2 separate regions of the Homo sapiens genome follow, and region 1 is linked to region 2. A link is an interaction called in ENCODE POLR2A ChIA-PET data of the cell type or tissue named here. Cell type or tissue: Panc1. All regions are shown on one strand. Each heading gives the region's core, and the rest is flanking DNA. Links, peaks and the distances in the headings are about the cores only.

The links. Peaks named below come from ENCODE experiments on the same cell type or tissue, not always from the same donor. Only the 100,000 strongest peaks of a DNase experiment are listed, where the experiment ranks them.
Region 1: POLR2A ChIA-PET joins it to region 2 with 5 read pairs; 4 of 35 experiments call an interaction of 5 or more read pairs at or near these places.

What each region holds. Positions count from the first base shown.
Region 1 is chr17:48,254,468-48,263,200 of GRCh38, reverse strand. All of the region lies in intron 4 of SKAP1 (src kinase associated phosphoprotein 1), which reads left to right. Among named protein-coding and RNA genes, the nearest start is that of SKAP1-AS2, 36 kb to the left of the region's middle. In Panc1, for the core only: no CTCF peak of the experiment used is centred there; no DNase peak of the experiment used is centred there; H3K27ac peaks cover 1,240 bases.
Region 2 is chr17:48,110,787-48,119,516 of GRCh38, reverse strand. It overlaps SNX11 (sorting nexin 11), which reads right to left. Exons shown (of 7, transcript NM_013323.3): 2 at 7,432-7,486; 3 at 6,857-6,943; 4 at 6,116-6,216; 5 at 718-813; 6 at 331-543. The coding sequence starts at 7,473. Among named protein-coding and RNA genes, the nearest start is that of SNX11, 7.4 kb to the right of the region's middle. In Panc1, for the core only: no CTCF peak of the experiment used is centred there; no DNase peak of the experiment used is centred there.

The sequences.
Region 1 (8,733 bases), core at 3,734-8,733, 140 kb before region 2:
ACCACCTGCTGGTAGTTAATGACAAGCTCTCACTTTGTTTACTGAAGAATCAACCTAAAAGTCAGTATTAAGTAAAATTTAAATGTTTTTAAGTAGGTACAATTTTGAGGTGAAAATCTATTTACTGTGTTAGTTTGAAACATCCTAACCACAATTAATTTGCAAAAACTTTTAAACAGACATTTGAAAAAAAATGCACATGAAATACTGTTTTGAAATGAAAGCTATTCTTAAATGATAACAATTTTTATTATCTTTTAGCTTCTTTTTCCTTGCTGACAACATTTCAAAGTAATGTTACAGATATCCACACCTTCAAGTCTGAGTTTCATCTCTTCTACTTCTTTTGTTTGCCTGCTTTCTAAAAGAAGTGTGTGTGTGCAATGAAATACCAAGGAGGAGGGACAGGAAAGCATGGAAAATCTACAAGCTGAATAATTAAGTGTTGACTTCTGAAGATTATGTCTGTGACTGAGGGATTTACCACTCTTACTTTGGCATTGGCTCATAAAACATATGTTCACAAAATCTGTTTTATGGGCTTTTTAACAGGATAAGAAATTTAAAATTTACAACAGAATAGGAAAATCAAATCTTCATGCAATGAGATTACAATATACATTGTTTATTTTAATTGTTCAAGTTTTTACTCATCAAACAGAAATATACTATAATACTTTACAATAAAATATAATGTCACATTGCCCAAAACAGTGAATGACAGAATTTTGTGGATTAAGGATATGGATTAAGGTAATCCAAAACTGCAGTTTATTAAACTTCCCCCCCAAAAAACCATGTGTTGTTCTTATTCTGAAGCTATGCTCTTGGAGTTTTCTGGCTTTCTTAAAAATGCATCCCAGTCCAATTTTAATATATGCCTTTTGGTGAGTCATTTTTATGATCTCTTTGCTATCTACTGAGACTCTTAAAATGTACTGGTTTGAGGCCGAACTTGGACTGTGATTCCTTCTTCTTAAATATGGTCTTCTAACCTCCTGACTGGGGGCCTCCTGCAGGTGGATGATTCTCTCCAACCCTCCAATGTAAGAGGCTCTGCCGCCTCAGGTAGGCCCTCCATCTTCTTTGTAGGCAGCCACACTACTAATATTTTTAGATGTTTGCAGCATTCATGTCTCAATATGTTCAGTATTTCAGGCAATTCGAAGTTGCAGACCCTTGGCAGCAAGAAACAAACCCTCACTGAAACTTTCTTTTACTTACATAGCCTGTGCTGAGTTTTATGTGTTATCTGGAGAAGAATGAAATTGATCCAACGCCTTTCCAAGAGGAAGAATGACTTCCAGAGATTTTTCTCTCTCAGGGGAGCTTTTACAGAACTTTTTCAATATTCTTTCATTGTGTGTATGGTTTTTTCCCCCACCATAAAACAAAAGGAACCTGTAATGCCATAAGGGGGCAAGGAATAGAAAGGGTAGAAAACAACGACACCAAATCCCTTTTGATGTGGGAAACCTAAGTAACAAACTCTATTAATTAGCCTAGGAAGTTTCTTCCTGAATTTGAGAATTCTGGGTTCAGTATGGCCCTTGCTTTGGAATTTTTACAGTTTGTTCCCCCATGACTCTGATCACTGCTACCAGGCCTGAGTTATGCTTCCTGCTGCTTACATTTAAAAGGTCACCAGGACAATGACTAGGTGACCGCCCATCACACAGTCTGTGAGTACATCCTCCAATAGCATCCTCAGCGTAAAACGCCCCCTACTGCTTCCAGGATGCCAGTTCACTAATAATTCTCAGGCCTTACTCCTAGCAACCAAACTAACCCTGTAGCTCCCAAGGATTCCTGCGTATATAAGGAGAGGGTAAAGGTTGGTGCCACATTTCTTTTTAAGGCTTTATAAGGCTCTATTCAGAGTGAGTCACAGGCATGTCACTCTTCTGTTGTTCACCAAAGCATAGATTCTTTACTGTCCACAGCATTAAAGCATGGCGTATTTTGAGAGATGGTTTTAAGTCATCCTTTCAACTAATTCAGATAAACATCCTTGCAGAGCATGGCATCAGAAATTTTCCAAAAATTGTCAAGGACTGACCCCTGCCCTCCTAGGACTTGCAGACTTAGGGGTCGTTCAGATCCAAACACAACTATAATAATTCTAATTCTAAAATGTGATAATTGCTATAATAGAAGTTTTTTTAAATACTGCAGGAGAGGGAGTGATTAAATTCACATCAGGGATTCCGAACAGCATTTTAGAGTATCTGGATTTTGAGGTGAATCTTAAAAGATGAACAGAAGAAGAATGTTCCAGGCAGGGGAACAGTAGTACTAAGAACGTGGCATTTGTTTTCACCAGGTTTCTTGCATCCCTTGACCACTTGGTTGCCTTTGTTGTTAAACTGTGTGTGTGTGGTTAACCAATTAAGGAAAGGAGAAAAGCTGATTCGAGATAGTCATGGTGTGAAAAAGCTTTGATCTGGACGTTTACCTTGATTTCTTTTCACGTGGTGATTCCGATATAAATAATGTCATTAACTTCCTTTTTTTCCATCTTACAACACATTTACCTGTTTCTTTCCATGTATATTGATACACACACACACCCCTCCAGTGTTTATTCTTGGGCATTTTCCAGTTTCTAATATGATGTCCACGAGTCAAATCAATTAAATTGAACCGATAATACAACTTAATGACCCTTCTTATCTTTGCAAGTAAACTTGAGAATGGAATGAATCTAAATGCCAACTCATTAACCTTGAAAGACAATTCAGGTGGTTTTATTCTAATGTTTCTAGTGTTTGTTTATAGTTGAGCACACTTTAAATATGTCTACATTGTTTAATAGCCTCTTGTACACAATTTTTTGATGGACTCAATTGATATTCTTCATTAAAGACCAGATCCTAATAAACTCATCTCCCTTACTCTTAAATTCACATTCAAACAGGAGATTTCTTAATGGCTTCTTAAAATGCTAAGTTACTAGTTTTAAATTTATGTATTTCATGCTGCTAGCCTCGGAGTTTCTTGTCCACATCAAATTCCTAATTATTTCTTTTAGATTTGTGGGAAACAATTGTCCAACACTTCTCTCTTTTCATTTTTTTCTAATTTTGTCATCCATGCTGCTCACTTTTCATGCTATGGTTGTCTTCATTAAGAGATTGGTGGGATTTTGGTCCCTAAAGACAAATAATTTATTAGCTCTTAATGGTGATCTGGAAGGTTACATTTCAGGAAATTATTTATTTTAGTATGTTTTTAACTTGTTTTTAAGGAAGCTTCCTCCTCCTTTTACATTTCCAACTGAGAAGGGCCATCCAGAAATGTCTCCACTGCCACCTACTTGCAGTTTGGAAATTTACATGCACCTGGCTTTTCAAATAAAGCTGACCTTTTTTCCTGCCAAGGCAAGATTACTGTCAAGAAAACTGTAGGTGGCATTGTGGATTCTCCTCATGTTTTTAAAGGCATGGGTTTTGTGAAGTTGCTAGAAAAACACCTACGTTATAGGATTTTTACTAACATTCGTAGCAACAGCTTTTTCTGTAAATGTATGTCTTCTTCTATGATAATTGTATTGCTGCAAATTATGTAGGTAACAGTCTAAGTGAAAATATCATTCCTAAATGCTTTATTCATATTTATATTCGAATTACATTGCTATAGTCATAATCCTTAATAATTTCTTATAAAGCACATTATATAATGCATTCATGATTACGCTATGGAAAGCTGTTACCTAACACATTGTAAAAGGCAGACATTTTAAAAAACAATGTATGTTCCTATTTAATACAGAGAGATGAGTTATCAGACACTGTGTGTATTTGTAATTTCATAAATAATAATAAGGTATGCATAAATGGCTCTTTAATACCCAATGTTATTATGTAGAGAAGAAAGTGAACTATTCTAATATAATAATAGATATGAGAATTTTGAATTATTTTTTCTTCTTATCGTAACAGTGACCACTCTTTGCCTAATGATTTCATTTTATTGCGAATCCTCTGCTTGAAAGCTTAAAGATTTGACATTGTTCTGCACTTTTAAAATATAGGTTATTCTGAAAATCCTAGCTTGAGTCATTTTTGCAGCATGTACTGTAGAGTCCCCCATTTTAAAAAATTACGGACATTCAAGCATCTGCCTAAAATTTTAATTGTTACCCAAACATCATCTACCTCATTTTTCTCAATTTTCATACAATATAACTAGACTCAATTTTAAGTATAGTTTGGAAAGTATTAATCATTCTGAATCTGATAAATTATTTGGATCACATTGTAGGTACAGGTACCTACATATGAAAACATGATTAGTGATGAGAAATATTTTATTCTTTCTCATGAATGCAGAGTTAGGAGTTCAGAGTACAGGCCTGGTCCTTCTCCAGAACCATTCAGTACTATCTAATTTCCCATCTATACAGTTTGTCCCTAAGTGACATTTTAAAAGCAGCTGTAACTTTATGGTTTTTTATGTTCAGTGACTGTAGAATGCTTGTCTGAAGTAAAACAAGTCTTTGCTGTGTGTTCCATAGCTGGTACACAAGCAGTATTATGTTTGTACTTTTAAACAACTTCTAATGTAATCTGATTTCATTTGTATGCTACACACCCTTTTTAAGATTTTTTAAAATCTCATCTAGAGAAACTGCAAGTCATTTAAGTTTCCTTAACGGCACCAGTAATGTATATAAATCTTGTTAACATGCAGTGCATTACAGAGTGGAGTGGCATTAAAACTCTTGTTGCACAGTCATGCTTTAAGGAAGGCTTCCAGATCCTGAGATAAACTGTGTGCTTGGTGAATCCACTTCATTTGAAAGTGACTAGAATATAATTTGTCTTATAAGGACAATCTTTTCACATAATATAGAAACCAGGTGAGTTCTTGTTAAGCATATGGAAATCTGCACACACATGAAATAAAGTTTTATATTTTGTATCTTCTCTGTTAAATGCAATAGAAGAACATTTTGGACTTTGTGGGAGACTTAATTTATGGATGTCATTCAGGTGAACAGAGATCTTTGAAATTTCAGTATCAAAAGCACCATCAGAGGACTGTCCTTTTGGGAATACTGACAATTTGCTACCTAAGAGCATCACTTTAACTGGCCTCGAATCCTGACTTTTTTTTGTTGTAGGATGATAAAGCACTAGTGTGTCATGATGCGAGCTTTTTGCTGGAACTTGGTGCAAGAAGACAGGTGGGCCAGAAGGTGATTGTCCTCAGCAGATTTCTAATGTTGGGTCGCTTTTCTCATCCATGTGGCCCATTCTCAAAGCTGCTCTTCCTTTGTGAGCAAATCAACCTCTTGCATGCATTCAGGAGATATATGAACAGCTTCAGAGGCTCCAACTATCAGCTTCTCTTCTACTTCAGGAAATGAAGAAGCTGCATACACTACAGTTATTTTTAAAAGACTAATAACTTATAGGTCATGGTAGTTTTTTTCTATAGTGTTATTACCATTATTATCTTCTACAGCAGTAAAAATTGATTGTTGAGATGAGCAGTGTGAGAGACCCTCAAATTCAGGCACCAGGACTAAATCTCCCATCTAGATAACCAAAAAAAAAAAAAAAAAAAAGAAAGAAAGAAAAAAGAAAAGAAAAGAGTATATTAAGCTGCTAACCATCTTCCTTCTTTGTAAGTTTCCGACAAATTTTCTGAATGTCCATGGATGTACCACAATACATCCTTCAAAGTGAAGCTGCATTTTTAAGTTATAAGTCTTAAGTCTGTGACCATCTGTCACCTGTTTTGGTCCTCTTTACCATATTTGCATTACTGCTATAATTATAATACCTTCACACATAGCTCCACATGTAAGATTTGTGTTTGTAGTAAACTGGCTAAATACTGTTTGGATACATACTTGGGAATCCAGGTAAATGTGAAAAAGGCCAATTTTTTTAACCCCAGAATATGTTAACAGAAAATACATCTAGCGGTTAAAATGGAGAACAGTAAGTCAGGAATCCTTCAGTTTCATAACCTCAAGCTACAGTCAGTACTTTCTAGACTCTGTAGGTAATGAGACTTGTTTTTAAAAGTTAAGATAGACCTTTTAAAATACAAAAAAAAAAAATTTTAAATGACAGTAAGCTAGGCTCTCATACAGTTGTGAGGCTTAAACATTTGAGATTATCAAAATAACATTGTGTGTTTTTTCATCTCTTTATTGCATATTAGTTCTTTAGTATCATCCTTGTGCTTAATCAAGTAGACATGTGAACACTTAAAACCTCTTTGACTTTAGGGGGTATTTTGCATCCTTCTAAAATCACAAGAGCATCAGCAGTGTTTGGACCAAGTGACTATTCCATCTTAAGATGTGGCCACTCTCCCCTCCATATTGAGATGTATTTCACCATCATTAATAATGCATCATCCACATACCATTTCTAGAAATATTTTTTATTTATAGCTTAGCTTCTTCCTTCCTTACCTTCAATTGCCAAAGGAGCCCTCAGAGCCTCCTGTCCCATTTTTACCTTCCTTCTCTCCTTTCATAGGCAATGTCCTTTACAAGACTTTCTCAGCACTGATAAACAGATCAGTCCTGCTCCTTCATGAATCAAATTCTCCACAGAATAAAGGGGAATTTCTCTGCATGAGGCTTTGTACACTACCTCACAGCTATCCTGAAAACTAGGACTAGGATGCTGGTGGAGTCTAGTCTCCTTCATTGTCAATGTAACAGTGTGACTCCGTGATGCCACAGACTAAAAGGAACATTTGCTCTTCGGGGCCCTGAAAATATTTTTGTTTCTTTTTATTTGTAGACTTGATATTTAAAAGTATCTTTTGGCTAACCACTTTCACCTTTAAATATTTCATTTTTATTAATAGTTATTTTCAAATAAGAATGTCAATTATAATTAACAATTTTTTCATCATTCAGTCTGTATGTAATATCAGACCATTAATAAAGTTTACATGGGATTGATTTACTTGAATTTTTCTCTCTTACACTACTCTCTGGACCTTTTTGCCCTAGTTCTATGTGTGAACTCCTCACACACACACACACACACACATTTTGGTAAACTGAAGAATGCACATTATTAAGAAGAGAAGCCAGTGAGAAAGTGACAAATGCATGGGGATGACAAGGAAGGAGGAAACCATGCTAAGTGTGGCTATTTTATAACCTTATTTATATTGATTTAAAAATGCATCTTTGCAGAAGCCTTTTTCCTTTGCTCTTTCGGCTGCTAAACTGAAGAAGGAGAAACCAATGATAGCCAGAGTGTTAAGCAGAGAGCAGACGGTAGTGATTTAGTAAATATTGCAGTGTCAGTTTTATTTCATTTATACAATTTATTTCATTGAGAAATATTGGGTAAAATAGATTTCCAAAACAAACGTTATGACTTATATTCTCCTAGGGTGAACAGACTGCATTTTTCATAAGCTGAGGCTGCAGATCTCTTCGAAGGAAAAATTATGGGGGTTGATATTACAAACCTCCTAGATAGCTCTTAGGTGTAGATTTTGAGGTAGTAAGACTAGAATGTTTGAATATTGTGGGATGATTGTAAAACAAAAACTATAATCTCTAGCCACGTTTTGTTTAAGTTAGGGAAAACTTTAACCTTCAAATTTTTTACTGGAAAATTAGTTTCTCTGCCAGATTACATGATTATCAATGTTAGGGGAATCATTTTGAATGTAATAATTATAGAGAAAGGTCAAGATTTTTAAAAATCTATTATATTGTATCCTGTTATACCATATTCTTTATCCTAATGTGCAGTACAACTATATGTAAATATATATATATACATATATATATATTTAGTTAGTACTGGTGCAGAAAGGAAAAAAATCCTTTTTTATGTGGCTAAGAAATAAAAAAAGAACTTGCCTATAAGTAGCAGTGCAAAATGGGAGACCCAGAAAGTAGTGGAGGTCACCTTTAATGAGTGCAAACAGATGACTGCAGTCTCCACTCTTAGACATAATTCTGATTTAAGATCCAGTCATTTTGTCTGGCTTGAATTTTAATTATATTCTGTTAATTAAAAACAAGATAAGCCCAATAAGAGGTTTCAGACTCTTTTCCTCTTCCTTTCTTCACCAAGTATGAGCTTATCACCATCTGCCTTTCACTAGGTCCCTCTGTCTCTCCTGTGATGACGTTCAGCATTTGAAGGAGGAGTACTAGCCCATCCAGGGGAGGAGCTTCTGATTCATTTCAATGTGTAGAGAAGTTTCCATGAAAGGGAAAGAAGAAATCTCAACAGCTTACCCAAAGGAAAAAAGAAAAACAAAACAAAAGCCCAAGCTATAAGAAAATTCAAGTGCTCTTGGGATCATATCATAGATTTTCAGACCATTGCTGATGATGTTAGAATTGTATTTGCTTGTATTATTGAAGTTTACATCCTTATTGCTTGGAATTTGCAGAATTTTATGGTATTTCTAGGTGACAGAAGTATAAGAGAATCCTTGTCACTTAAGCAGGAATAATAGTATGTTTAAGTTAAATAAATCTACTTTTCTTCTAAGACAACATACAGAAGCAACTTTACATCTTGCATCTAGTAGGCGTTCAGTAAATATGACAGAATGAATTAATATTCCATGAACACCATTGAAAAGCTAATGTGTTGTCAAAATTCTCTAAAATAACATGGCTATAATATATTGTAGTGTGGACTTAAGTAATTCTTTTGTTTCTCTTTAACAATACATCTATATATATGTGCACTTGGGATTTATACTTTATTGCCCATGCAGACA
Region 2 (8,730 bases), core at 3,731-8,730:
TCACGCCACTGCACTCCAGCCTGGGTGAAAGAGTGAGCGTCCGTCTCCACACAAAAAAATAAATAAATAAAAAGGGAGGGAGGAGGAATAAAAAACCGAATAAATGAGAAAGCTTTCCCTTCTTTCTCCCCAGGTTTCAGTAGGAGCCCCTGCTACCCAGTGGTGGGTTAACACAGACCCACCTGGATAGAAAGCCACGCACCCAAAGAACAAGAAAGGTTGTGAAAGGCTACCAATGCTATGACATTACTTTCCCTAACAAATGGACACCTCTCTGGTCCAGGTTATAGCAAACCTAGCCCCTGCTATCTCAAAGAGTACTCCAGTTACCTCTTAGGCTGGTCTCCTTTAGCCAGGTGAGAAGAGCTCTGCCTCTCTTCCTGGGCCCAGCCACAGTTTGACATAGCATATCGAAGAATGGCATCAGACACAGTCATGGTACTTCGGCCCTGGACACAGGCTTCTATCTCAGGCACCGAGAGCTGGCTTTGCAGGAATAGGTGCAACTGGCTGTCTGACAGGAGAACCACACTCTGCAGGACCCTGGGAAAAACACAGGTAGCACAACACAGAGCATCACCCTGAGGAACTGCTCTCCATTCCCCATCCTCTTAAGAACTTCTGGCTACCTGAGCAGGGAGCTCCATCCTGCCTGGCACATTCCTCCACCCCTGCCTCCACCCTTGGTGGCCAGCACCAGCCGTTCTGTCCACTCACTTTTCAAGGAAGTGCTGCAGACCTTGTCGTCGCTTCTCAATGAACTCATCTGAGGTGCCGAAGAAGGTTGACTTCCCAGGAAGTTCAGGAACAGGCCTGTGCAGCCACATGATATAACACCCATGATAAGTGTAACATCTAAGATAGTCATTCCGGCCTCTGATCAAGGAAATCCCTTAAAAAGAGGTCTAATCAATACAAATAGCTTTTTTTTTTTTTTTTGAGATGGAGTCTCGCTCTGTCGCCCAGGCTGAAGTGCAGTGGTACAATCTCGGCTTACTGCAACGTCTGCCTCCCGGGTTCAAGCAGTTCTCTGCCTCAGCCTCCCGAGTAACTGGGATTACAGGTGCAGGCCACCACACCCAGCTAATTTTTTGTATTTTTAATAGAGACGGGGTTTCACCATGTTAGCCAGGATGGTCTTGATCTGACCTCGTGATCCCTGCCTGCCTCGGCCTCCCAAAGTGCTGGGATTACAGGCATGAGCCACCGTGCCTGGCCCCAATTAGCTTTTAATAAGGGGTGGTGCTAACATTGACTGCATGCCAAGTGTCAAGCCAGACTGTGCTAAATGTTTTATAAACATGATTTCATTTAGTCATCCCAAAACCCCGTGAGAAAGATATTAACTCACTTCAGATCAGAGAAGTTAAGTAAATGTCTCACTGTTACACAGCTAATAAGCAGCAAAGCTCATATCAGAACCAGATCTATGACTATAAAACCCATGCTGATACATTATTTTTGTCTGTTTGATTTTAGAGACAAGGTATTGCTTTCCAAGCTGCTCTCTCCAGGTTGCCCAGGCTGGAGTGCAGTAGCATAAACGTGAGCATAGCTCGCCGCAGCCTCAAATTCCTGGGATGAAGTAATCCTCCTGCATCAGCCTCCCAGAATAACTATGACTACCGGTACGTGCCACTGTGTGCACCTAATTTATTTATTTGTTTACTTATGTATCTGTAGAGACAGTATTGCTCTGTTGCCCAGGCTGGTCTCAAACTCCTGGCCTCAAGTGATCCTCCTTCCTTAACCTCCCAAAGCACTGGAATTACATGTGTGAGCCACCAAGCCGAGCCACACTATGTTGTTTATGAAACCCACTCCCAGCTTGGTGCCATGGTTCATGCCTGTAATCCTGGCACTTTGGGAGGCCGAGGTGGGCAGATCACTTGAGCTCAGGAGTTCAAGACCAGCTTGGGCGACATGGTGAAACCTCATCTCTCCTTTAAAAAAAAAAAACAGCCAGGCGCGGTGGCTCACGCCTGTAATCCCAGCACTTTGGGAGGCCGAGGTGGGTGGGGATCACGAGGTCAGAAAATCGAGACCATCCTGGCTAACACGGTGAAACCCCATCTCAACTAAAAAATAGAAAAAACTAGCCGGGCGTGGTGGCGGGCGCCTGTAGTCCCAACTACTCGGGAGGCTGAGGCAGGAGAATGGCGTGAACCTGGGAGGCGGAGCTTGCAGTGAGCTGAGATTGTACCCTTGCACTCCAGCCTGGGCAACAAGAGTGAAACTCTGTCTCAAAAAAAAAAAAATTAAATAAATAAATAAATAAAAATAAAAATACATAATTAGCCAGGCGTGGTGGCACATGCCTGTAATCCCCAGCTACTCGGGAGGCTGAGGCAGGGGAATCACTTAAACCTGGGAGGCGGAGGTTGTGGTGAGCTGAGATCAAGCCATTGCACTCCAGCCTGGGCAACAAGAGCGAAACTCCATCTCAAAAAAAAACAAAAAAGAGAAAAGAAAAGAAAATTAGTAGGGCATGGTGGTGCACCCCTGTAATCCCAGCTACTCAGGAGGCTGAGGAAGGAGAATCACTTGAACCTGTGAGGTGGAGGTTGCAGTGAGCCGAGATCGTGCCACTGCAAACACTCCAGCCTGCAGGATGAGACAGGAGCAAGACTCCATCTCAAAAAAAAAAAAAAGGCCGGGCGCAGTGGCTCACACCTGTAATAGCAGCACTTTGGGAGGACAAGGCACGTAGATCATGAGGTCAGGAGTTGGAGACCAGCCTGACCAAAATGGTGAAACCCCGACTCTACTAAAAATACAAAAATTAGCCAGCCGTGGTGGTGTACACCTGTAATCCCAACTGCTCAGGAGGCTGAGGCAGAAGAATCCCTTGAACCTGGGAGTTGCAGTGAGCCGAGATTGCACCACTACACTCTAGCCTGGGTGACAGAGCGAGACTCCGCCTCAGAAAAAAAAAAAAAAAGGAAAAAAGAAATCCACACCCACCATCAACTATTATTTTTAAAAAGGAAGAAACTGGAGTGGGACGCAGTGGCTCACAACTGTAATCCCAACAACTTGGGAGACTGAGGTAGGAGGATCACTTGAGGCCAAGGAGTTTGAGAGACCAGCCTGGGCAACAAAGTGAGACCTTTCTCTACAAAAAATACAAAAATTAGCTGAGCATGGTGGCACATACCTGTAGTCCCAGCTACTTGGGAGGCTGAAGTGGGAGAATCCCTTGACCCCAGGCGTTTGAGGCTGCTGAGGCTCACATTTTTTTGTAGTTGTTGTTGTTGTTTTTGAGACAGTCTCGCTCTGTCACCAGGCTGGAGTGCAGTGGCACAATCTCAGCTCACTGCAACCTCTGCCTCCCAGGTTCAAGCAATTCTCTGCCTCAGCCTCCTGAGTAGCTGGGATTACAGGCACCTGCCACCACACCCGGCTAGTTTTTTGTATTTTTAGTAGAGATGGGGTTTCACCATCTTGGCCAGGCTGGTCTTGAACTCCTGACCTCATGATCCACCTGCCTCAGCCTCCCAAAGTGCTGGGCGTGAGCCACCGCGACCGGCAGAGGCTCACTTAGCTAAGCTCTGTCTCAAAAAAAAAAAAAAAGAAAGAAAAAGAAAAACAAAACAAAAAAAAAACAGGCCAGGCTGGAGGATATAGGATTTGTCAGGGGAACGGAGTTTCACCTGGTTTATTAGGGCCTGCCCCAGGACAACAGCCTCATCAGTTCCACATGTTAACTAACTGACTTGGTCACTCAACAGGCCACCTATCACCACTGAGTATTCAGTGACCATCCTACAGCAAAATCACTGTTGTAATTCTCTCCACTTTCAGGACTTATTTGGCAGGTGGGTGTGAGGAGTAAATAATAACTGCCTTCCCTAGGCTCTCATATGTCTCTGGAAAAGGACCTCTGTATTAAAAGAGAAAAAAAAATCATTATTTTTACATGTGAAGTGGATGGAAACACTAGCTGTCAAATAAGTCCAGGTGCTTAAAATTTTCTGATAAGCAGATTTAAACTGTTTAAAATGTTAGCTGTATATTTGTTGAGCTCTAGACATATATGCATATAAAGAAAGAAAAATATTTTTGATGTTAGTATGGCTTTGTTAGGTAAAAATACTCGAAATTAGATTCTACTTTTTTCACTGACTTGAAAATATGATTTAAGAACATATATCTGGCCGGGTGCGGTGGCTCACGCCTGTAATCCCAGCACTTTGGGAGGCCGAGGCAGGCGGATTGCCTGAGGTTGGGAGTTCGAGACCAGCCTGGCTAGCATGGTAAAACCCTGTCACTACTAAAAACACAAAAATTAGCTGGGCGTGGGGGTAGGGACCTGTAATCCCAGCTACTCGGGAAGCTGAGGCAGGAGAATCGCTTGAACCCAGGAGGCTGAGGTAGCAGTGAGCCGAGATCACACCATTGTACTCCAGCCTGGGCAACAGAGTGAGACTCCGTCTCAAAAAAAAAAAAAAAGAAAAAAGGCGGAGCATGGTGGCTCACGTCTGTAATCCCAGCACTTTGGAAGGCCAAGGCAGGTGGATCATGAGGTCAGTTTAAGACCAGCCTGCCCAGGCTGGGCGCAGTGGCTCACACCTGTAATCCTAGCACTTTGGGAGGTGGAGATGGGTGGATTGCCTGAGCTCAGGAGTTCGACACCAGCCTGGGCAACGTGGTAAAACCTCATCTCTACTAAAATACAAAATAGTCAGCCAGGCGTGGTGGCAGGCGCCTGTAATCCCAGCTACTCGGAAGGCTGAGGCACAAAAATTGCTTGAGCCTGGGAGGTGGAGGGTGTCACTGCACTCCAGCCTGGGCAACAAAGTGAAACTCTGTCTCAAAAAAAAAAAAAAAAAGCAAAAAAAACCCAGCCTGGCCAAGATGGTAAAACCCCACCTCCACTAAAAATACAAAACATTAGCTGGGCATGGTGGTAACCCCCTGTAATTCCAGCTACTCGGGAGGCTGAGGCAGAGAACTGCTTGAACCCGGGAGGCGGAGGTTGCAGTAAGCCGAGATTGTACCACTGCACTCCAGCCTGGGCGACAGAGCGAGACTCCATCTCAAAAAAAAAAAAAAAAAAGAAGGCCTGGGCATGGTGCCTCACGCCTATAATCCTAGCAACTTTGGGAGGCTAAGGCAGGCAGATCACCTGAGGTTAGGAGTTCGAGACCAGCCTGACCAACATGGAGAAACCCCATCTCTACTAAAAATACAAAATTAGCCAGGAGTGGTGGCGCATGCCTGTAATCCCAGCTACTCAGGAGGCTGAGGCAGGAGAACCTCTTGAACCCGGGAGGTGGAGGTTGCGGTGAGCCGAGATCGCACCCAGGCAACAAGAGCAAAACTCAGTCTCAAAAAAAAAAAAAAAAGAACATATTTCCCAGCCAGGAGTGGTGGCTCACGCCTGTAATCCCAGCACTTTGGGAGGCCGAGACAGGTGGATCACTTGAGTCCAGGAATTTGAGACCAGCCTGGCCAACATGGACAAACCCCACCTCTACTAAAAATACAAAAATTAGGCAGGCATAGTGGTGGGCACCTGTAATCCCAGCTACTTGGGAGGCTGAGGCAGAGAGAATTGCTTCAACCTGGGAGGTGGAGGTTGCAGTGAGATGAGATCATGCCACTGCACTCCAGCCTGGGCAACAGAGCAAGACTCCATCTCAAAAAAAAAAAAAACATTATTTCCCAGCCGGGCCTGGTGGCTCACACCTGTAATCCCAACAATTTGGAAGGCCAAGGCAGGAGGACTGCTTGAGCCCAGGAGTTCAAGACCACCCTAGTAACATAGGGAGACCTCCATCTCTACAAAAATATTTTCCAAATTAGGCAAGTGTGGTGGCATGCACCTGTAGTCCCAGCCACTTGGGAAGCTGAGGTGGGAGGATTGCTAGAACCCAGGAGGTTGAGGCTGCAGTGAGCCATGATTGCACCACTGCACTCCAGCCTCTGTAACAAAGCAAGACCCTACATCAAAAAAAAAAAAAAACCCAAAAAACAAAAAAAGAAACAACATATTTCCCAATTTCCTTAGTGCCTGGTATGTTGCAAGTTCTCTTCATTGTCAACTCCAGTTCCTACATAAGCACCCAAAAAGCCAGTCACAGACCCAAGAAGGAAGCAAGAGCAAACTCACACCAAACCAGCATTTCTCTGTAGCTGCTTTCTCAGCCACACGAACTCACGGTAGCGGCGCCGCACACAGGAAGTCTTGGCAGTAAAGGCTTTGCTGTTGGTCTATACATGAAAGCACATGAAGTACATGAAAAGGGTTTAGTGGAAATAGACAAGTTCACATGAGCTCCCTATCATTGCTTTCACTGAGGAGCCATGCCATCAGGCCACAGACCTGATCAGGTCCCCAACTAGAACAAGGTGCCACCAGGCAGCCCAAAAGCAACTCAAAGACATACCTCAAGCTCTCTTTCCTTTCCTCCCTCCCTTTCTTCTAAGTCTTCTGTCTCGGGTCCACCAGAAACACTCAAAAATAGGTTACACCTTGACCTGCACGGTGGCTCACGCCTATAATCCCAGCACTTTGGGAGGCCAAGGAGGGTGGATCACTTGAGGTCAGGAGTTCAAAACCAGCCTGGCCAACATGATGAAACCCCATCTCTACTAAAAAAATATATATTCAAAATTAGCTGGGCGTGGTGGCACATGCCTGTAATCCCAGCTACTTGGGAGGCTGAGGCAGGAGAATCACTTGAACCTGGGAGGCGGAGGTTGCAGTAAGCCGAGATCACACCACTGCACTCCAGCCTGGGCAACAAGAGCAAAACTCCATCTCAAAAAAAAAAAAAAAAGGTTACACCTCAGTACAAGCCCCTCAGCCCTGCAGAGCGCTGACCCCAATACAGAAGCTTGATGTACTCACATGGAGGAATATCTTATAATCCACATAAGAGTTCCAGGAGCCCTCATTCTGCACTCGGGGGTCCTGAACACGCACTGTAATCACCTCCTGTAGGTAAGAAAAGCTCCCTCAGCTTCAGCTACACAGCAAGGCAGCTCTGACAACACAGGTCGCTAGATTTTTCCACCCAACACCAACTTTCATTCACTCAACACCAACTTTCATTTATTCAATTCAACTTTCATTCACTCAATTCAGTCACTCAATTCAACAAATTTTTACTGAGCCCCACTACGTGTCAGACACTGTTATAGGCACTGGGGATAAAGCATGAACAAGAGACGTAAGTGCCTGCCCCCATGAAGCTTACATTCCAGTATATTCCAATCAAAGGAAAATTTAGTCAGAATGGAACCCCAATTTCCTAGGAATGCCTCTGCTGTTGATTTCTTTCTCCTGACTTTATTCTGAGCTCATCAGAACCACCAAAGTAATACTGCAGGTAATAATTAATGATTTGCATCTCTATGTCCTCTTTCCTCCTAAATCCCCTCTCCAACTTTTACCCACCTGTTCTCTGCAGACCATACTCTTACCTCCTGTTCTTGGTTCTCCGACATCCTACACCAAAAGCCCATTGGAAGGAAACATCTGATGAGGGACAGAGGATACAGGATCAAGGTTAGTATGCCTCTGTTCTTATCATTCTTTACCAGGGAAAACCCCGAAAGTTTTTAATAGACCCCCGTGGGGAAACCCAGGCAACACTTTTTGTTCTTGTAAAACTTAAGAGGAAGCAAAAAAAAAATCCCCATTAGCTCAATGCCAAGCTAAAAGGCCCTGGGGGATTTGCCTCCCTTCTCAGACCAGGCCCTCAACTAGGCCACCTCTCCCCAAAGCGTGTTGGAGTCTACAGAAAGTTTGTCACACGCAGCCAGAACAGGCGGGTCCAGATGTAAAACTTTTGCCTTGAAGAATGCAGGCACAACAGGGTCTGGTGAGCACTCACATCACAGCATTTTTTTTTTTTTTTTGAGGCAGAGTTTCACTCTTGTTGCCCAGGCTGGAGTGCAATGGCACAATCTCGGCTCACCACAACCTCTGCCTCCTGGGTTCAAGCAATTCTCCTGCCTCAGTCTCCCGAGTAGCTGGGATTACAGGCACGTGCCACCACACCCAGCTAATTTTGTATTTTTAGTAGAGACGGGGTTTCTCCATGTTGGTCAGGCTGGTCTCGAACTCCTGACCTCAAGTGATCCGCCCTCCTCGGCCTCCCAAAGTGCTGGGATTACAGGCGGGAGCCACCACGCCCTGCCAGATCACAGCTTTGAAAGCGAGCCTAACAGCACCCCCTCCCGGCTGTTTAGAGACAACCAAGTCCCCACAAACACCAATGCTTCTGCATTTCTCCCAGTCTCACTAACAACCAGTCAACTCCCCACAGGTGAATCATAGAGCTAGAGCACTCCAAGGAGCACCTGAGTGGGTTGCCCAGTTGGGACCTTCCCCTTATCCAATCCATACTCTGGAACCCGAGCCAATTGTTCTAATTACTTCCTCTCCTGACATGCCATCCGGTTTGTACTTCTGTCCAAGCACCCCACAGCTGCACAGGTCGACTCAGGATGCGTTCTGCTCCTTTGTAAAGATTCATTAAAGCCTCAGCCCCTGATTTTCCCCAATGTGGCAGTTCACGTGTATAGCGACATCACCCACTCCGACAAGGGGACCATGAAGGCTGCAGCACGGGGTTACTCAAGTCCAATGGGGCCCATGATGTCACCTTCTGTTAAAATACAGCACTAATCTTGTTACTTCTACAACTATTCCAACAGCATCCACCCTGGCTGCCGCCTGCACCCCCTTCTCTCTTAAGAGAGAAACAATAAGGTTTA